3 separate regions of the Homo sapiens genome follow, and regions 2 and 3 are each linked to region 1. Evidence: chromatin loops called from intact Hi-C (ENCODE). Cell type or tissue: PC-9. All regions are shown on one strand. Links, peaks and the distances in the headings refer to the core of each region. The heading gives the core; the rest is flanking DNA. Region 1 holds the start of SPTLC3 (serine palmitoyltransferase long chain base subunit 3). Region 2 overlaps SPTLC3 (serine palmitoyltransferase long chain base subunit 3). Region 3 overlaps SPTLC3 (serine palmitoyltransferase long chain base subunit 3).

Region 1 (7,197 bases), core at 1,215-6,214:
TCTGCAATTATAATGTCTCAAGGTTCAATTTGAGTCTTCTCTGCTCTGAGAAGCTGTCACTGACCACCCCAACTTGTGATTTCCTAGAACATACTGAAAAAGGAACTGGCTTTGGAGCAACTTGGATTTGGGCTCAAATCCTGGCCATGCTGATTGTGATTCTTCAGAAGTTCCTTAGTGATTTATCTTTCCCCATCTGTATAATGGACAGTATACTACCACTTCATGGGGCTGTTTTGAAGGTACAGGAGATGCCTGCCTGAAGTGCTTAGCCCTTCCTGATACATAGCAGAATATTGATATTTATTATTATTTTTGCTCTTCTCCAACTTCTAGTACTAGTATCTATACCACTCATTTGTACTCAAGTTATGTCTGCTTTATGGCAGCTCTTGTCCTTGCACTAGCATTTAACTTTGATGTGATTATTTTAATGTTGATATAAGCTTTCTCCTAACAGATAAATTGTAAACTTCTTATTTATCTTTATAGGTCCTAAGAATAACAGATGCTTAATAAGTATTGGTGAAAAAAAAGCAACCACCTGTTAGGGCTCATAACCTATACCTGGTAATATTACAACATTCAGGTCAAGAACTCAATAAACCTTGAATTAGAGTAACTCTAATCCCCAAACATTTTTGTTTTCCAGGAAAGGGATGATTAGGAAAACTTTACAATTTTTTTTTCATCCTGCAGGTTTCGTTTAAGAGAAGAAAATGCAGACTCTATCCTCTTAAGAAACTACTTCTGGGAAAATGCAATGGAGACACAAGGTCTACCTTCCTAGGTTTTGGTTTTCCAAATAAAAGTTTATGGTCAGGTCAAAAATAATTGCTGGGAATTAAAAAGCAATTATGTGGATAATAGTTGCAAAGTAATTATATAGAATTAAGTAAGGAATAGGAAATTCCTATTCATTAGGAAGAATTTTAATTCAATAAAAATTATAAGAAATATCAAGTTTATAGATTAAGACTTTAAGCACCCATCTGTCTGTAGTGTGGATATGCTCATGAAGAGGGAGAACAAATCCTCTAGTATGATAGTGTCCTGTTACAAGTAAAAGGTAGGAGGCCATGTTGGGAATAAACAAATAAATGGACTTAGTCAGTGATGAAAACCAGTTTTTGTGCATTCTCAGGACATATGAGGTTTAAAGAAAAAAAAAAAACAGGAAAAATAGTCAGGCTCCATAAAAGCTCCAGAAAGGAACTCTAGAAGGTTTCTAAGAATGGAAAGGCTCTGGTCCTTGCCAGCCTTGAGACTGGGGCAGCAAGCCTGCTGCAGGCTGGAGCAGGGATGGCAGCCTACGCTGGACCAGGGGGAAGGAGGACTCATGAGCACCGCCTAATAGTAATTTTCATATGTTTGTTATGCCAGGGAACCCTTTGTCAACAGAATCTTGTAGGGTCCCCTAATGTATAAAAGAGATAACTGTGTTGCTGTGTGGTTGCAAATAAGTGGGAAGAGAAAGGGTGGGAGGATCATTGGAGGGGCTGGTAGGATCTTAGATGCTGCGGCAGAAGACGTTAGGCCAGGCAGAACGTGTTTGGGAGACCAGCAGCCTAGGATTCTGTAAGCCTTTGCAGACTGCTTCTATCCACAGGCAAGGCTTTTGGTCTAGGCCTAGTTTGTTAAAGGGTCCCAAGGATCAAAACTGGTGGCAAAGGAACTTGAGAGTAAAGACAACTTCGTTCCCATCATGGAGGGGACAATAAGCCCTCGTTTGCCCTATTACACTATGATCTCAGCCGGGTTTTTTTTGTTCGTTTGTTTTTCTGAAAAATATTTTTTAAGCCATAATTGAGGCTCTCAATGAAAGCCAATTGTAGCTTAGTGACACCTAAATATGTCTGAGACAAGAGGCTCTGGATGGCCCTTCAGGAAGGCAACAGCAGCCCTGATGTTTTCGACCGTTCTTAGGGAAGCCTCAGTGTCCAAGGATATTTACAGTCTTGCAGCTGCACTTCATAATGAACCTTTAGAATCCTGGGTTTTATCCTTACTTAGGAGTGGTTATAACTGTCTAAGTTTCTAATCTCATACCTCGAATGTGATTATAAAACCAAGATAAAATAAATAAAAGGGAGAAAAGTTAAGAAGGAATCTCTTCCCAGATGAGATCCCTCAGGGTCAGAATAATCACAAGGGTAAGTAGATGAATAGCTTGTGAGTTACAGGCATTCCAGAGGCAAGGATCGTCTTGAGTAGTGGCCTGAATTGATATTTAGTGATGCATAAGTGGTGGATATTACTGCAATTTCCTTCATACAACTGACAGGAGTTGAGCACCTTCTCTTCACATTGCTCCAGGTTTCAGATCCTCAGGTGGGACAGGCCAGTTCTGAGGTTTCTGATAGACACCTCCCAGCGTTGGACAGTGCCTTTTGTTAAGAGGGGAATGCTTTTGGGGACCACAGCCTGTTTACACACAACTCAGGCTCTAGAGCTCCTTTAGCCTCTTCCAATTGCACACACGAATGTAATTCACTGAGAGGAGGACTGGCCCCAGCCAGACCCACCTGTCCTGTGATCTTAGAACAATCTGCCTTTCCTGTGGGTGGATACTTGCTCTCTGGATGATCAAATGATGGAAGATTGCATGGGGCTCCCTGTGCCACTTCTCTTTCCAAACAGGAGGCTACCTGTTTGACTACTTGGGCTTGCTCCTCAGGCAGATGAGCTCACTTCTGCTGCTCAGAGCAGAGTGACACGGGATGTCCTGTGGGGAGTGGGGAACTGCCTTACATAAGGACCTCACAGACCCAGGCTCTCTCTTAAAACAAGCTGACAACTTTCCTCGAGTTCCTCCTGCCTAGGACACTCTGCAAACATCCCGGTGCAATAAGAGTGAAAAAAAAAAAAAGTGTCAAGTTGGAAAATACAAGTTTGTTTTAAAGATGCTGTTCTGTTTTCTGAGAGCAGTGTGTCACAATCAGCCCTGCTTTCTGAAGTGTTTTGGAAAAGAATGTCTGTGACGTCACATTTCAAAGAAATACTGTGGCCTCAAATCAAGTAGTGAGCTAAAACAATGCTCCACTACACACCAATAATAACTCGCCTTTCAAACAGTGATGCATTTCTCATGGACCTGGGAAGAATGCCATCTCCACCACATAATGTCAGCAAAATGTACTTTCACTTCCTCTTTTTCTTCTGAAGCATGACGGTTGTAGCAGGTCTCTTGGACAAAAATATATGCAAAGAGTTGGAACTTTCTTAATTCTTCCCTCCCCGCAAAATGCTTGAGACAAAAGTCTAGTAGGTACATTTGTATTTTAGGGAGCCTGAAGCTGTGTGAGTCTGTGTGTATCCTCTTTTGCATACAGAAGACATTTTCTCCTTAATCCACACCTAAACTTTTTGGTAGCCAAGCACTTTCTATTAACAGAGTCAACAGTCAAAACATGTAAAAACCCTTCATAAGATGAACTCTAAGTTAGGACAGCCTCAAATATCTTCACAGAGAAATATTGAAACGTTCAGGTAATTCAGAGAAGAGTAGGGGAGAGTGCCTCTTACCTGGGCTTCCTTCACTATTCCATTCTTTGTGCAGTTTCTGCTTTGTGAGCCATTGCTCTGTTTCTTGTGATTGTGAAGTTTCCCGTTGCAAACAGCACCACCTCCAGGGTTAGCCATGGGTGTGAAGTGACAGAGCCCGGGACAGGTTTTCCTTCAGAGGTCTCTGCAGGCTTTAGTTTTCAGTCTGCGAGGGGATGGGATAAAGCTCTTTGGGGCTGAGCCCTTAAAGGAATCTTACCAATCAGGCTTTTCCAGAAGAAGAGCAACAGCCTATCTTTTTGTCAGATCGTTGAAACTAAAACAAATGGTTACCTTTATACTTCTCAACTCCCGTCAAAATGTGAACTCCATGGCAACAAACCTGCTTCCGAAACTGTAAAGGAGATTGTCCATGCTGGCTCCTTCTGGGGACTGAGGGAACCTGGGGACTGAACAACCCAGTGGCAAAGTGTGAGGAGGCGGGCTGGGAGGTGGAGAGTCTTTTAAAGACACACACACACAGCACACTCACAGAGTCTTCTAAGTAACTGAGTTCTGAGTTAACCTCTTTTTCCCACCCCCTCTCTCCTGCATGTAATTGTGGTTTTTGGTTGTAAACCAAGCTCAAAAGTTAATATTTCTTTTTGCTATAAAATAGCATTCAGAGGTGGTTGCCAGGGCCTGGAGGGATGAGGCAAAGGGAAGTTATTGTTTAATGGGTACAGAGTTTGAGCTGGAGCAGATGAAAAAGGTATAGTGATGGATCAGTGCACAACAATGTGAATGTACTTAAACTAAACTGTGCACTTAAAAATGATTAAAATGGTAAGTTTCATGTGATGTATACATTTCCATAATTTACAAATGATTTGAAAAGATTTTTAAAAACCCAGTATTCAAAACCAACCTATGTTAAAATCAGTACTATAATAAGGGGGTACCAATCCATCAAGAATTCCAGTAAGACAGATGTTGAGGAGACAGAATATTTGATGACTGCGTTATCTTTATCTCGTGACCTTGGGGGAGGTATTTACCCACTTTATGCCTCAGTTTTTCCATCTATAAAATATCTGCTGAGGTAGAACAAAAATCATGCTGTAGCTTGGGTTTGTTACTGACGCAGGTGTGAGGTGGTTGATGACTGCAGGGTCCCAGTCCTGAAACACATCTGGTTTACTCACTAACTCTTATTCTCTCAATGCATGAATCTTCAAGGCTTTGTTTCTTCCTACCATCATCAAATGGCATGGTGACATGATTTGCTGGAGAGTCATTACAACCTGTTGAGTCTTCCCAAGTCCACCCTTGTGGTTTTCCTGAGTCGAGACTTCTTTAGCATCAGACTCTAAGAAAAGAAACCAATTTATTGGGGCAGTAGACAAAAACAAACAATCAAACACACACACACAAACAAAAAGAAAGAAATGGCCCCTGTTTCCAGAGCCTCATGTCCTGTAACTCAGCTCCCTTGGACAGGGTTCAGTTCTACTCCAGATTAATGTAGCTTTTGGAGGTGGACATGCTAACGCTTCTCCTAACTATGACTTGCATATGAGGGTACCTGCCTTTACCATCCCAAGGAATGCTGGAGGAATAAGATAAGGCCTGAGGCCAAGGTGAAAGACGGAGTTAATACCAAGTGTGTTCAGCCCAGTTTGTGTCTCAAGTTCAAAAATTTTATCGCATTTCTCTCAACCTTTATCATCAAAGTAGAAGTAGATTTTCACTGGTCTCTCCCTTCCATGGCTGTTTCACTGAGATTTGGGGGCTAAACTCTTGTAGGTTTATTTTCTTCTAAGATTTAGGAAATGGAGAGATGAAGAGGTAGAGGGGAGCACTATTGTTGGCCCAACTGCCTCACGTTACTTAGAAAGACAAGTTGAAGAGAGGGCGTTATTTTCCCTGAGCTCTATTGCTCAGTGCAAAGCATTTTTTTAATAAAGATTTTGAAATAAAACTTTTTTAACATTAGATGTCTCTTTTCTTTCTTCTTTTCTTCTTCTCCATCTCTTTCCTCTTTTCACATTTGTCCTTTTCCCTTTCCTCCCCCACCCTCCTCTTCTTTTTCTTCTTCTTTTTCAAATTTTCTTTTTACAAGGGACAAAAGGTATATATAAAATAAATCTTAAAACACAGCTGAATTCTGCTTTCTCCGTTTCCTTCCCCTAATTGCAATTGCTAAGGTTAGGTAATCACACATAGATTTCTGAGAAATATCTACTACGTGCTCTCACTCTTGAAACTTTTCTATTTTACTTACCGTATTGGAATGTGTGCATTGTTGTGTGTACAAAATTATATTAACACACCAACCATTTGGCATCAGGCACTGCTGGTATGTATAGTCAGTGGTGACTCATTGCTTCATACCATCTCCAGTTAAAATAAGCGAAGAGTTCTGTTGAAGTCAGTGGTAGGTTTAGGTTTAAGGTTTGGAGCAATACTAAAACACAGACTAAATATTGAGCAAGATTTGGCATCTCTGAACAACTAAATACATTTTGGATCAACTAGTAACCTCAGAAAATGTTTGAATAAGTACTCTGTATTTGCTGAGTCCTTGGTTCTCACAAGGAATAAAACATACACAGTCTCCACCTTCACAGAACTAAGACTCAGCAGTACCCACATGCCTTCTACTTAGGATATCTTACTATTAAAGGTAGAAATAAATCTTCCCACTAGTACATTAAAGGCAAAGATGATAAAATTAGCAATGGCCTTGTGGTGTTCTCCAAAGTAATGGTTTTGCCCAGATGCCAGATTCTCAGCTCCTCTCTTAATGAAGCAGCCAAAAAGGGAGATAACAGAATGAGGATAGGCAAGAAAGGGAAGGACAGAGGCTTGGCAATGTGTTGTGAAAACGCTCTTGGAACAACTTGGGGATAGAGAGTTGGCAAAAATGGGAGGATATGAGCAGAATGAACTGTCAGAATTGTACAGTGTACAGAAATCTGTTCATTCTCAGTGACTCAAGTTTTACCCATGTAATGGAGAGTGATGCTCATGCAAAACTAAATTTTCAACAGGTTAAGTGACTTTTCCAAAGCCACAGAATAATATGTGGTAGAAGTGGGTCATGAACTCAAGAATGTCTGGGTCTAAGTGAGTGCCGTTTTCCTTACACCATGACACCTCTCCTTCAGCTGTTGACTTGAGAACCATCAACCACCAAGAAAAGAAATAACAGAATCTGTTATTATTTGGGAGATTTCATTGGATTGGCCAAATAATGAATAAAAATGCTTTATTTGCTTTTTGATGTTTAAAAATTTGCAATATATTAAATTTTTTTACAAATGACTAATGACATGTCAATATCTACTAATAAGTCTACGTGGAAGTACTTAAATTTCCCGAAGAGTTCAATCTGGAAAAATTCTCATCGTAGAGACCATTCATTTCCATAGATTTCCCCATGAATAGGTTGTAAACGTGATGACCTAAGAAGGCCAGCCGCATGTGAGTTAATATTAAATTTGAACTGACCAATAAGTCATGAAAATTATCTGAGAAAACCCAGAAAGTGATCATGTCAATTTATCTGATATCAGGTGGAAATTATAACTCTTAATCAAGATCAAGTTAATTTTAGTTTTCACACTTTTGGGTTTTGCACACTGTTGTGATTGGAAAATCCATGCATAGCACATATTTAACATCACATATCTTTGCCCTGAAATAGATCAT
Region 2 (7,197 bases), core at 1,462-6,461, 60 kb before region 1:
TCAGCTGTAAGTAGGAGAGTAGAATTTGTCAATAAAGCTGAAAGGTGTCTTCCTGGCTGGCTTGGTGTGTCCTGCACCTTCTGACCCAGGTCTTAGGTTAATTACAATACAAAAAAGCCACTCTGGCAGCTGCTTGATTACTTTACTGTGCCTTCCTCCCCTGGCATCAGGAGGGCTTGCAAAGGCATAAATGATACAAAACCAATGGCTTCCATGCCTTGTTTTTTTGGATTTGTCATCTAGTGGCCATGCTAGGATTTCCTTGAAAGGTTTTTCTTTTCACCAATCCCCTCCAAGAAGTTCTCTCACCTAAACGTCCAGTTATAGTCGTCTGATACCCTCTCCATCAAATCAAACAGAGGCCCTGGGGCACTGCAGATGGGCCGGTTCCAGTTGTCTCTGATTCGCATGTAAAGGTTTCTTGTATAAAAATTTTCAAAGTCTTGATACAGTGGCACAAAATCCTGTTAGAACAGAGGTAGAAGGTTATCTCTGGTTCTTTGCTTTCTGGATTTCACTTACAATTGAAGCAGGGAAGAAGACCTGGAAGAGCTGTGGAAATAACACATCTACAGATATATTTTGAGCAAAGGTCAGTAGGTGAGGGAAGTAAATCTGTGAGGCTAAAGAACATGCCTTTTAGTGGGGGAATGAAAACATGTGATGAACAGGGGTAACAAAGATGTCAGTGCAATACAAGCCCGAAAGCAAGTGGAGACAACACGTCCCTGCAGTTTCTCTAAGGGTAACACAGGTGTCTATGTCCAAAGCAGTTTCGTTGGAAAAAAATGGTTGAGATGATCATGTGATTTCAACTTTTTTGAACATGAATATATCACTCACCGTGTGATTAGAAGTGGGGATGAACTTGAACTATCGGACCTGCTGGCAAAACTGCTACTCGAGGGTGGCTAGCTGTTACATGGCCAATGGAAACTAATCAGAGGAGCTCGTGGAGGCAGCGGGCCTCTCTCACAGCTGAGGTAAGAACGCTGAGTTGCTGTATAAAGTGTAATCCATGACCAAAGGGATCTGCAATCTAGCTGAGGCTTAAAGCAAGACATGTCTAATGTCATCATTTGACTCTTAATAGTTCCCTCTTCCCGTTTAGAAAAAAAAGTATAGCTCATTGCCGGCGCTCATTTGATTTTACATAAACATGCTCTTTGAGGCTGAAGCAAATCTGACTGATTTTCAATGTGAAAATAAAATATACAAACTGTTCTTGGAGTTAGTTCTAAATAGAACTAACATCAAAATCATCTGCATCAGAATAATCTATTTAGGAAAAATCAGATTCATCAAATTAATTTTTGGCTAACAACTGTTAAAGAATGATGCTAACATCACGCGTAGGAATGCTACGTTTTCTAGGATTTGACATTTTCCGTGAGCTAGAGAGTTACTATATTATGTAAGTGGAAATACCATTACTAAAACCAGAATGCTGTAAATAGAATGATGTCTTTTGTTTTCAAAGTTGATATACTGGAGTAATGCGAAAATAATACAAGTGAGATATTAATAGTTCATGGCAAGGTTTTCTTAGGATGAATGCTGCAGCCTCAAGATTCTCCTGCGAGTATTCTTGGAGCAAACAAGAAGAAAATTAATCCAAGGCAGAAAATGCAATAATGGTAACTGTCGTCTAAGCCAAGCACTTTGGACATTCGTGGGATTACAGTAGGAGGGAGAGTCCTACCTTGTTGGAGGAATCAAGGAAGCTTTATGTGGGAGAGTCCTTGGAGATGGACACCAAAGCAGAATGAGATTTTTATGGGCAGGGATGCTTGGGGAGTTCTCAGGGGAGTGGGTTTGTATGCTGGGAATGTGGAGTGCATTTGGGAAGAATTGATAAGAATAAAATATAATGCACACGCTGTCACTCTTTGCTCAGAACTTATAATGGCTCCCACCTCACTCCTGATTAGACATCCTGACTCATATAGCTTCTGGTTACCTCTCTGACCCCATCCCCTAATGACTCCCTACAGCGTGGGTGAGGCTGCAATGTCAGCTGGGCACAGACAGTGGGAAGCTTGAGGACCCGAAGCATTTGCAGGAAGAGCTCATCCTTTATCCTGCAGGTAATGAGGGGTCACTGAATAATTGGGAGTGAGCCTTCTCATTCTCCCGCCTATGCTTTGGAGCACTTGGCTCTCCTTTCCCTTATTAAATGAAGCTGATTTCCTCAAGGAACAAGGAGACCATGGGGAGTGCCTTTGTGGATGACCGTATGCTACCGCTTTGCCCACTCATTCTCTGCACTGGTTCATTGCAGAATATAATATGGAGAATAGGCAGGTTTTGATGGCAGATGGCTACACCCAAGCCACAGATCGTTCTGTCACTTCATCCTTTGGTCCTTGGTGACAACAGCATCATTTCTTGGGGAAAAAGTATACTTTTCTTTTGTAGGAAAGAATGTTCATAAGCATATACTGTTTAAATTTGAAGGATGGTCGGGCAATTCTACATTTAAAAGTCTCACCTTGAATGCATTTTCTTTAAGTAGCTGTGATGTAGGTTTTGTTATGATTTAAAGCTCCAAGTTTCTGATAATCAATTATACTCTTTATATGTCTTTCTCACAGGGAAAGAGACATATTTTTTGAGGCTACAAGATTATATAATTCTAGAAAACTCATTCTCAAACTATTTCTTCTTTGATTCAATACATTTTTTTCAGACTGTTTACTGCTTTGTGGATTATTCTATATCCCCAAATGTTGTGTTTCTCTATTTATAATTTTAAAAGTCTTATTTGAAATAATAATCTATAAACTCATCCTATCATGAGAAAAGAGAGCAGTAGGTGTGTAAGTAATATTTCTGGACTCTGAAGAGAATTATAATTTTAGGTTTTATGAGGAATCTTACCCAAAATAAAGTATCAGTTGGTTTTGGAGAGGAGACAAGAATCAAAGTATTCTGTCTATAAAATTAAAATTAATTTCAGATTTGGAACTACAAGATGCACAGGGCACCAGGGCTAGAGGGGCCACAACAATCACAGAGCAGGGGTCCCCAAGCCCTGGGCTGCAGACAGGTACCAGTCTGTGGCCTGTTAGGAACCAGGCCACACAGCAGGAGGTGAGCAGCGGGTGAGCGAGCATTACCACCTGGGCTCCGAGCTCCACCTCCTGTCAGATCAGCAGTGGCATGAGATTCTCATAGGAGTGCAAATCCTATTGTGAACTGCGCATGCGAGGGGTCTAGGTTTTGTGATCCTTATGAGAATCTAATGCCTAATGATCTGAGGTGGAACAGTTTCATCCTGAAACTATACCCCTTCACCCCACCTGGCTTTTGGTGGAAAAATTGTCTTCCTCAAAAGCAGTCCCTGGTGCCAAAAAGATCGGGGACTGCTGTTTTAGAGCTCAAACACCCACTCGGCCCATGAGGAGAATCAGGCCCAGAAAGGTGCGTGACTTGAACTCTGGTCAGCCTCGGACCTCACCCACTCCCCTAGACAGTGACTTCAGAGTGATTTCGGTCATACCTAGCTTCCCTCCAAAACACCAGTGATGACAAAAACCCTGGCCCGTGATATGGAAAACTAGGGCCAGCAGGTTGCCAGACTATATATAGTAGGAGTGTCCTTTAGTCATAGGGAACTTGGCGTTGGCTTGAAAAAACAGCCCATGGCTTCCCAGCCCATGCCACATGAAGATGCATTGTCATGGCCACCTAAGAGAAGGTCGGAAAATACTTCATCCTGTCTAACCTCTCTGCCTCCTGACTCAGGGATTCAGAATTTGTACCTATGTAGAAATGGACAGCTGGCTCTTCACTGAGATAAATGCTTTGAGGGCAAGATACAGGGATTCTAATATATTCTGCAGGGTCAGAAAAGACTTCCTTCTAGGGAATAATCTTCATGCTTAATGGAAATTGTATAAATTAAGTACTTGCAACTCCCCTGCAAAAAGGAAGGGCTAGTGTTGTTGTTGTTGTTTTTTTTTTTTTAAAGTACTCAGAGTTATTTCTTTGTGCATGACATAAACATTAACCCAGATCTGATACACAAGGTCAGTAACCTACATGTTTCTGAGAGGGCCAATTGAGTTTGGAGACCTACTTAGAATTAAAGATCTGATCGGTGAATGAACTGACTTGCTTTTGGGCGTGGCCCTCTTCTCCCCACCTGTGAGGTTTCCTGTCTGTGTGTATTTCCACTCCACCCCATTCCTTTAAACAGCCAGGAGCTTTCTTCAGGAGCAGCCAACGCCTTCCAAAGGTCAATGTCCTCTAGTCCCAGAGAAGCTTCCCACAGCATTTTAACTAAACCAGAAAATGAAGCTGGACTTGATATTTCAAAAACAAAAGCATTGCAATAGGATATATCTTTATTTATCTATAGACTTAATTTGTCATTTGGCTTACCATCTTTATTTTGCTTTCTATACAAATGGCTAGATATGATAGAAAATACCAGGCCATAAGGACACAATCATTTTGGAGAATGGAGTGTAGAAAGAAGTGAGTTAAACCTAAAAAGACCCACAAAAATAGCATTGTTTCTTCTGCAATGTCATAATCTTTATTTTTCAATCTTTATATTTGTACGATAATTTATAATTTTCCAAGTGTTATAGATATTTCTATCAAACTTTTATAGATAAGTTGATGGAAAGTCAGAAAACTTGATTGGACAAAATGGGAATTATTAATATTTCCAGTTCCCAAACCATGCTCTTTCCAAAAAACCCTGCTACAAGGCTTGATGCTTGTATGAAAGTGAAAAGAGCATATCCATAGCTCATTGTTAAAACTATTACCAAATTTGGAAGCATATCTCTTGTAGAGTGAGAAAGAATCTTTATCAAACACAATGTTATTCATTTGCGTCTACATTGACACTTCAGTTCTCACCGAATACTGTATTTTATATAATTGTCCTTTTGAGAGCCAGCTGTTTCTAAGGCAGAACTTGGGATAATAACAAAATATGCTTATATTTTCCTTTTGGTTGATAAGGGTAACTGTATTTACAGTAGTTCTTTGAAGTATAAGAACCTAACTTAAAGATGGCTAAATTTAAATTTTATTCTTAAAGAATTAGATAGAGATATTGAATAAAGATGGCAGACTCAGTACTTATATGAATCCTACCACTCTTCTAAAAGTTCCATGGAAAAACAATAAAAAATAGATATTTAAGAAACAAAATAAAGTTGTAAATGCCTCGAAAGACCATCAAGAGTGTCATCAATGAATCAGAAATGCAGAAGAATCACAAAGACAGACATAAGTAAGATCTGATCACTGGGGAAATTAAACCACAGGAAACCATGGGTCCAAATATTTGCAGAGAAGACTGGCATGGATGTAAGCTAATAAAGCCAGCTTCAAGTTGAGAGTGAAGAGCTATAACAAGCTGACATTCAAGGTGAGGGTAGATCCCTTCATCCTCTTTCTATTGGGCTAATAAATAAGAAGTGATAATATTGGCCACAGGACAAAGCTTTGTGGTGGGCAACAGGAAGAAGAGGGAAAAGCAATGCCCCAATGTAGAGAAATGCAGAGTCCACATAACAAGAAGACAATCTACTGGCCCTGGAAAACTCATCCTGTTCCACTTCTACAGTCACTCAAGATAGGTGAACATGAATACATATATATATATATATATATATATATATATATATATATATATATATATATATATATATGTAGAAGTGACATTTTTATATAAACATAACAGAACAATGCACCCATTTAAAGGATAAACAGTTCAAAAAATAATGACCATGACAAAAAGGCAAATTAATAAGCTAGAATATTATATTGATGATTTTTTTTCATAAGACAGTGAAAAGGATAAAGAAAATATAAAGGGAAAGTCAAGAGATATATATAGGGCAGATTCAGAAGAACAAACATCTCTCTAATAGACATGGCAAGATTGAAATAAGGAGACTAAGGAGGAAAGGAAGAGAAGGAGGAGGGAAAGAAGGCAAAGTGTAAGAAGGAAGAGAAGGGAGAAATTTCTAGAGATGAGGAAAGATTTGAATTTTAAGATATAAAGAGTTCATCAGGTACTTATTAAAGCAAATAAAGTTTCACACTTCACAGAAGAAAATTATCAGATTGCTTAAAACTTAAAATTCTGTACTCTTCCAAGTCAGCAACCAAATAAAAACAAATACACACATTTTTCAGTATATGCAAGGAGTCATAAGGTTAACACCCACAGGCTTTTTCTGTAATAATTGAGAATGCACTACCTGATTTTGAAATATACTACAAAGGTACAGTAATCAAAACAGCATGGTACTGGCATAGAAACAGACACATAGGCCAATGGAACAGAATAGAGAGCCCAGGAATAAATTCATGCATTCACAGTAATGGATCTTCGACAAAGGAGCCAAAAACACACAATGGGGAAAGGAGACCCTTTTCAATACATGGTGTTGGAAAAATTGGATATACATATGCAGAATAATGAAATTGGATTCTTTTCTCATACTATATATAAAAATGCAGTCAAAATGGATTAAATACTTAAATGTAAGACCTGAAACTGTAACACTATTAGAAAGAAACACTACTGCATATGATCTCACTTACGTGTGAAATCTAAAAACATTGAAATCATAGGAGCAGAGAGTAGAATGGTGGTTGCCAGGCCTGGGGGCATGGTGAAAATAGGGGGATACTGGTCAAAGGGTACAACGTTTCAATTATGTTGTACGCATAAGTTGTGGAGACCTAATGTACAGCATGGTGACTATAGTTAATAATATATTGTATACTTGAAATTAATAAGAAAGTAGATCCTAAATGTTCTCACCAAAAAAAGGAAGAAAATGGTAACTATGTGAAATGATGGATATGTTATTAGCTTGACAGTTATAATTATTTCACAATGTATATATATATCAAAGCATCATATTGTACACTATAAATATTTAGAATTTTTAAAAAGCTTGAAGTTTTTAAAAAAGGAGAAGTAAAAAAATGCATATATGTTAAAAGAAAAACAACTGTACTAAGTATAAAAGGAGAAGTATTTAAAATAAAAAATAAAAATAAAAGAAGATATGAATGTAAAAAATATGGCAGGAATCAGTATAAATATGTAATTACAGTATTATAATACGTTTAACCATATGGAATTGCCAATGTTTGACCATTTTTAACCTATCAAAACAGCAATTTCATATGGTTTAAATAAGTGTTAATAGAATA
Region 3 (7,197 bases), core at 1,540-6,539, 97 kb before region 1:
TTCGAGGCTGGCCATAGATGACAGCATCTCTCAGGAGCTTCTCTAGGCTTTGTGTGTCTTTAAATAATACCAAAAAAAAAAATTGAGTCATGAAAGGGTTTACTTTTCCTTTTCCACTTTCTTTTTCCAGATGTTTTATGTTCACACTCAGACCTAAACTTTCAGAGAACAAATTCAGAATCAGAGAACCCTTAGGGAGAGAGAGACAGAGGTCTATTTTTCAGTAGAACTTAACTCTGACAAGACAAATAGTTGGATTTGTACAAGTAGGCAGAGTAAACTCTCACCAGTGGGGCATGGTTTCCTAGGCTCTTAAAGGCTCTCCCCGCCTGCCTTAGAGAGATTGAAATTCTACGTTAAATGCATCTCTTAGGTCTAAGCTTTGTTGCAGGCTGAAATGAACTCTGAGAGACATAATTAATACCACTCATCAATCGTGTAGACATGAGCATGTTAGAGTTTAGCTGAGTTTGCACGGATCTCACTTCCTACACTTTGAGCCTTGATTTCTGACATCCCCCAGTCTTAGAAGTTTCAAAACTTTAAAGCAGTGGGACAATTAAGCCTCTTTTTCAAAATATTTGGGGATCTCTGAACACAATAATAGCTCACAGTTATTGAGCCCTATCTGTGTGCCAGGCACCCTTCTAAGCTCAGTTTTTGTCATACCTCATTTAATCCTCATAAGAACCATCTGGAGGAAGTACTAGTAGCATTTCCATTCTGTGGTTCAGGAAACTGAGACACAGAGGAGTTGAGTAAACTGCCTGAGGTCTATCATAAGCAACAGAATCAGGATTTGAACCCATGTAGTCTGTACTGTAATCCACATTTGTAACACTACCCTTTGCTGCCTTATGTGAAAGCCATTGTCCCTTCTTCTCAAATGAAATGGTGATGTAGAACAAGGGAGGATGAATGTCTGGCAGAATAATCTTGTTAACTTCTAATGTCAAATATAATCAATAGTGACAATTCATTTATCTGCTATCAGAGGTTGATGACTGGGCTTGGGTTGAGAGGTCATTTAGAAGAACTTGCCTACCAACCTAGCTGTTTGGTATATATGTACATGTGTGTGTATTATTTTGTTTTTAACATTTAAGCCTAGCAAGAAAAAAATGGCCGAGGTTTATGGGCATATTTTTTAGACTGATTATATTTGTACTGTGTATTTTTTGCATTTCCTAAGCTTTCCCTTTTTTGAGAAGATGAAACTGAAATACTTAGGTCCAGAATCCAATCTTAATTTTAAAAGATGGAGATGCTACTTAACTGCTGGCTTGACTGTTATGCAATGTTCACCAGGCATTAGAAACACCATTTAAAATGCTCACAAAAGGTGACATCTAGCAAAGCTAAATCTTTGAGGTCAGGAGTTCGGGACCAACATGGTGAAACCCAGTCTCTACTAAAAATACAAAAAATTAAGTGGGTATGGTGGTAGGCACCTCTAATCCCAGCTACTTGGGAGGCTGAGACAGGAGAATTGCTTGAACCCAGGAGACGGATGTTGCAGTGAGCCGAGATCACACCACTGCACTTCAGCCTGGGTGACAGAACGAGACTCTGTCTCAAAGTGAAAAAAAAAGATAAATCTAAAGCTGCATAGTCAGTACTGGTTTTGACCACTACAGACAAAGCTCTCAAGAAGCGTATGTGCATTGGCTTATCACTCACTGGTCTAGGCTCAAATTAGCTGCAGTTCTTGGTCTCAATGGAGAGCCCTTCAACTTTGTCTTTGAGTCTCCAGTCTGTGCTCAGATCTGTTTTAGGGCTTCCCCCAAAGCTGAGTGAATGCATTAGTGGCTGCATTAACTTTTCCACACTGCAACTCTGCCACATTCAATGAGGCCACAAGATAGTTCTTTGAAATAGAGTTGTGAATATATTTGTGTGTGTGTGTTTCTTTTTAATTATCAAGTACATTTAAGCAAACCACATTTAAATAAAGGTGACTTCCTATGACTTGGAGTGGGATAGGACAAGTCAGAATTTGATAGTGCAATATCAGAACCTCATCTCTGAGAGGCCCCTGTTAGCATGGCACCTTCCAAGCTGTCCTCAGCATCCACCCACTAGAGACTGGGTATCGGGTCCTGAAATTCAGAAAAAGCATGTGACATGAATAAGATGCTGCATACTAGCAAGATCTCTTGGAAATCCAAACAGTAGTGTTAATACACTATTTGACTTCCTTTAACATCCTTAAGAAAACATCACATAAATAATGAAAAAATAAAGGAAATATATAATGAAATAATGAAGAATTAAGGGAATAATTCTTTATTCAAATATATAAAGCCTTAGGTATTAGATATAGTATGCTACCTGTATGCTACCAATAATATCTGGCATGTTATCAGAACCAACAGATACAAAAAAAAAAAAAAGGTCATTTTCCTTTCCTTTCTTTAATCACTAGCCAGAAACTAACTCTTTAGGTGCTTTGTCAGTTTAAATGTGGAATTAATCAATTTCACCAAGATCGTAAGGACCCGTGAAAGAAGAATTGGAAGAATGGTGGATCTTTGTTTTATTTCATGCCACTTTCCTTTTCTTTGTTTTTTTCTCTTTTTATCTGCAAAACAGGCCTCCTGATATCCTGGCATCACTATTGTGTTCTTTTCACATAATATTACCTAATTGACAAATTTACAGAGCTTTCTTCAGTTCTTGTTCTACTTGACCGTGGGCAGCATTTGACACAATTCAACACACACTTATCTTTTAAGCTTCTTCCCTCTGCCATCTGGACACCATTTTTCATTAGTTTTTCTTATTCCTTTTCCCACTATTTCTAGTATTCTTTGTGAGCACTATTTCCTCTTTTAACCCATTTTCCTTTTATGTTTTCTCCTTGACTTTTTTTTCTATTTTCTCATTAATCTTCCAGTGGTTCTCAACCTTCAGGATGAATAGAAATAATCATCTGGGTAACCAGTTAAAATGCAGATTCTCGAAATTTCTACTCAGAGATTTTGAATCAGTTGGTGTGGGTCAGGGCCCAGACGTTTGTATGCTCAGTATCCCTGGGGTCTGGAACCCATAACGCAAAGCGAGACCTCTACTTTGATCGATATAATGTTTTTCTTACCATTTTTTAGACAAATATGGGAACCTCAAACCCATTTCCAAGATGGAACTTGCTGCAGACTACATTACTGGCCCATTTTCCACCTCATTTGAGTTCCTTCTTCTGTGACTTTGCAGTCCTTTCCTCTCACCAGTGGAGAACGTTTCCCTGCCCCTTGGCTTGGGTTCAGCCAAGTGACTTGCTTTGGCTAACGGAATACAGAGAAGAGACAGTTTGCTAGTTCCAAACCTAGATCTGAAGAGGTCTTATGCATTTCTACTCTTTCTCTTGTGCTTCTGCTAGTGACAGGAAAAGAAAATGCCCAGGCTAGCCCCCTGGTCTCAGGTTGGCCCTGGGAGAGGATTAATGGCACGTAGGGCACGGTTACCCCAGCTCACCTGCAGCCTCCAGTGAGAAATACTTGCTGATTATTATTGGCAACTGAGGTTTGTTCCAGTAATAGTTGCCTAATACAATCTCGAATGGCCCTTCCTGATATAGCCTCTGCCTGTCTTTCTGACATAGTTTGTCAACATCCCCCAACACACAGCCTCCTGATTCTCCTCCATGCTTTTTTTCCTCTTGTCTGTCTGGAGAATGCTCACTCATCACTGAAGTCTTAACCCAAACTCTTCTCGTCAATAATACAGAACAGAGTTAAGGGCTTCCTCCTTGGTGTCCCTCCCGACTTGTCTATTATTTTTTAAGCACTCATCGCGATGTTCGTTTTTTGCTTTCATGTCTCTCTTCCATGAAGTCAGGGACCTCGTCCTCATCCTTCTCGCCCTAGTCTTAGTACACAGTACTAGGCTCAATCATTACCTAATAATTGCATCAATGTTCTTTTCCTGGAGAAAGAACGTAGACTAGGAGACAGGCAAGGAAATGCCACTTGTGGATAGAAATAAGAATTATTAGAAAAGATAAATATCTCCTACCTGCAATATATTTTCAAAAATTGATGGTATCTTTTGTTTTGTTTTAAAACGAGCAGATAGATATTTTTTGAACGTTCCCAAGAGCGTGTTTTAGCGTACATTATTAACCACTAGATGGCAGCCAAGGAAACAAAAAGCGGCTTTCTTGTTTTGAAATTTTCAGTTAATAAACTTTCACCTATTTGGGTATCTTCTTTTCACTTTTGCTTTAGGCAGAGTTCCTAAAATATTGAAGAAAACCTTGCGACTTGGAGAACCAGTCTTCCTTTCCTATAATCTTTTATTTATTATGTCTATAATATTTTATACTATTATTCATCTTCTATAACCAAATCCTCTGAATGGAATAAAGAGATGGTGAATAAAAGCATTCCTGTTAAGAATGTTTTCCCTTTGGGACTTGGAATTTATAAGTTTTTGTGCAGAAATGATAGATGGTAAATGTGGCTCCGACGACACTGGAATAAAAACTAAACCCAAGTGAACTAAATTAGTAGTCATTTTAAAATGAATATTCTAAGATTTGGAAAAAATATGTAAATTCAGAGGCCACTGTGTTGTTTTTGCACCAAAAAGGTCACATAAACACGATGGATTAATCCAGAATTTTAAAATGAACACCACGAGTCCTAAAGAGAAGCTTTTCTCCATTTTTAAAAATAACACGCAAGACATGAAAACAAGACTTTCGGTGGCCGCGCTGTGTTTTATACATTTTGCGGAGGGAAGCAAGAGGAATCCCAGTCTTTTCCAAGTCAGGGACTTCGTTGTGTTTGACTTGAATGGAGATAGCCATGGGAGTGGCTTTTGGTGGAGTTCACAGCCCCCCAGGGTCAACACACCAGGATTCTTGAGCAGAAGGAAAATCAATTAGCCATTTTTTTTTTCCTCCTGCAGGGGATGAACTCTCCGACCTCTTAGAATCACAGAAGCTACACAGGAAAAGGGAAGACTGCGCTCGGCCTGGATTCTGGCCCCACCTTAGCCCCTGGCATGTTCCTCTCTGGTTCTCTGTCGTTCTACAAGGCTACAGTGCGTGGGTTACAAACCCGCAGATTTAAGGGATTGTGATTTATGTTCTGTAGGCCTTATGGGATTCTACCGTTTCAGCAAGCTGCATGCTTACATCTGCAAGGGATTTTTTTTAAAATAATGATGCTTATTAAGGCACTTACACTTGCATTATGTTAATCCCCATGACACCTCTGAGAAGTAGGGAAGGACTGTTAGGTTTTTGTTTTTTGCAGATGAAAAAAACAATGCCAGAAGTTTTGTTAAAAAAAGTTCCCCAAACAAAAGCCCTCCAAACAAACCTGTTCTTGTTGATTTAATAAGAAAATTCTGAGATACGGAAATTAAAATAAAAGTATAATTTTGACACCATCTAGGCACACACACACGGTGCTATGGTACAGTGTGGTTCTTGAGTCACAATGACACACCACGGACTTAAAATGACCACTATTTGAGCATTAATAATGCCTTGGTGTTACTCAGCACAAAATTTGACTCACTAAGGAGGTTTCTTTTGGTTTGTAGAGGACTAAAAGGATTGAGCTGGTTTGGTGGTGTATTAGTCCATTTTCACGCTACTGATAAAGACATACCTGAGACTGGGTAATTTATAAAGAAAATGAGGTTTAATGGACTTACAGCTCCACGTGGCTGGGGAAGCCTCACAATCATGGCGGAAGGGGAAAGGCACATCTTACGTGATGGCAGACGAGAGAGTGGGAGCCAAGTGAAAGGGGAAAACCTTTATAACACCATTAGATCTCGTGAGACTTATTCACTACCACGAGAACAGTATAGGGGGAACCGCCCCCATAATTCAATTATCTCCCACTGGGTCCCTCTCACAACACATGGGAATTATGGGAGCTACAATTCAAGATGAGATTTGGGTGGGGACACAGCCAAACCCTATCAGATGGTTATAAATATCTAGCTATAAGAAATGAAAATGTGGAGACCATGTTCTGGTGCCTAGTGCAAAACAGTCCTAGCCTTTTGCCAGCATAGTTAACTGGATTACTGAATTACTAAATACTTGGAATAATCCAACTATGTGTCCAAAGCTACAATCAGGCTTAGGTGACAAATGCTCTTAGCCAGCCTGAGCCTGTGCCTGTTCTTACATTCAAAACCCTAATAATAGCAAGCCTCCTGGATCTGGAAAAGCTGAAGATGCAGTTTTGTGAAAAGAAAGCACAAGGCAGCAAGGGACCCAGAATCTTCCAAGAAGGTAGGGCATAGTTCATAGTGTGTCTTCCGGAAGAAAAAACCCAGACATTTAGCTTTCCTCTTATTTCACTGTCAAATGGCAACACTGTTGCATACATCAGGGCTTCCTCCTTTCTCTTCTCTTGTGCAGCTGTGGGTTTTCCAAAGGCCTAGATCTACTGTGAGATCTTCACTCACTGCCCATTTCTCAGTGCCCCTGCTCCCTCTCCTATGGATCCAGGAATGCGAGATTGGGGCTGAAACTCAGCCTCCACTTTCCATATGCTCCTGGTGTGGTTGGTGGTTTATTCTTTGTCATCCATGACCCCACAAAAACTACTTTCATCTGCATTTAGAGACACCCTTTGGTTCCCTACTCTCTGGGTTGCTCAGCAAAAATATTTTTGTGTCTGCCTATCAGCGGCACTCATATTTTGTAAATGAAAAGATGGATGGATGATGAATGAATGTCACTTTTTACTGTTCCTAGTCCCTTACCCCCCATCTCTATATCCACTCCTCTTATTCCTTTGGACATGCAGTTTCATCCTTCAAGATTCAGCCCAAATGTGAAATAGTAAGTAGCGGGTATTTAAATAGCTATGAATGATGACAAAGAAATTATTCTTACTTTTAAGATGGTGGTGGGGAGGACTGTCCCCCTTTTTTAGCCTTTCGGCGGAAACAAAATCACAATGACCAATTTTGTCAAGCAAAACAATTATTTTTTGAAAGTCACATTTATGGGGTCTGTTCTCCATGAGATCACAGAGGGCATTTTTGACTGAAAATCTGGTGCCTTTAAGTTTTATAAAGCAGATTGTGCAAGGACTTTGGCTCAGGTTTTCTGGATGGCTCTTTAAACATGTGGATAGATGTCGCACAGCCTTAGGCAGTTGAAAGAAGCAAAGGGATCTTCTTGGAAGAGTGCAAAAGACAGCTGAGAGCAGGTGACCTGGG

The links. A loop is a pair of places that touch in the nucleus more often than their neighbours do. Peaks named below come from ENCODE experiments on the same cell type or tissue, not always from the same donor. Only the 100,000 strongest peaks of a DNase experiment are listed, where the experiment ranks them.
Region 2: it touches region 1 in a loop (8-fold over the local background); 6 of 110 quality-filtered maps call a loop at or near these places.
Region 3: a loop joins it to region 1, with 12 times the contacts of the local background. A loop is called at or near these places in 11 of 110 quality-filtered maps.

Annotation. Positions count from the first base shown.
Region 1 is chr20:13,005,713-13,012,909 of GRCh38, reverse strand. It overlaps SPTLC3 (serine palmitoyltransferase long chain base subunit 3), which reads right to left and starts at 3,938. Exons shown (of 12, transcript NM_018327.4): 1 at 3,526-3,938. The coding sequence starts at 3,642. In PC-9, for the core only: no CTCF peak of the experiment used is centred there; DNase peaks (open chromatin) are centred at 3,079 and 3,779; H3K4me3 peaks cover 2,201 bases; H3K27ac peaks cover 1,918 bases.
Region 2 is chr20:13,065,523-13,072,719 of GRCh38, reverse strand. It overlaps SPTLC3 (serine palmitoyltransferase long chain base subunit 3), which reads right to left. Exons shown (of 12, transcript NM_018327.4): 3 at 310-464. Among named protein-coding and RNA genes, the nearest start is that of SPTLC3, 60 kb to the right of the region's middle. In PC-9, for the core only: no CTCF peak of the experiment used is centred there; a DNase peak (open chromatin) is centred at 4,199.
Region 3 is chr20:13,102,972-13,110,168 of GRCh38, reverse strand. SPTLC3 (serine palmitoyltransferase long chain base subunit 3) reads right to left here. Exons shown (of 12, transcript NM_018327.4): 7 at 1-57. It also overlaps a transcript of TASP1 not described here. Among named protein-coding and RNA genes, the nearest start is that of SPTLC3, 98 kb to the right of the region's middle. In PC-9, for the core only: CTCF peaks have their summits at 3,906 and 4,118 (motif pointing right); no DNase peak of the experiment used is centred there.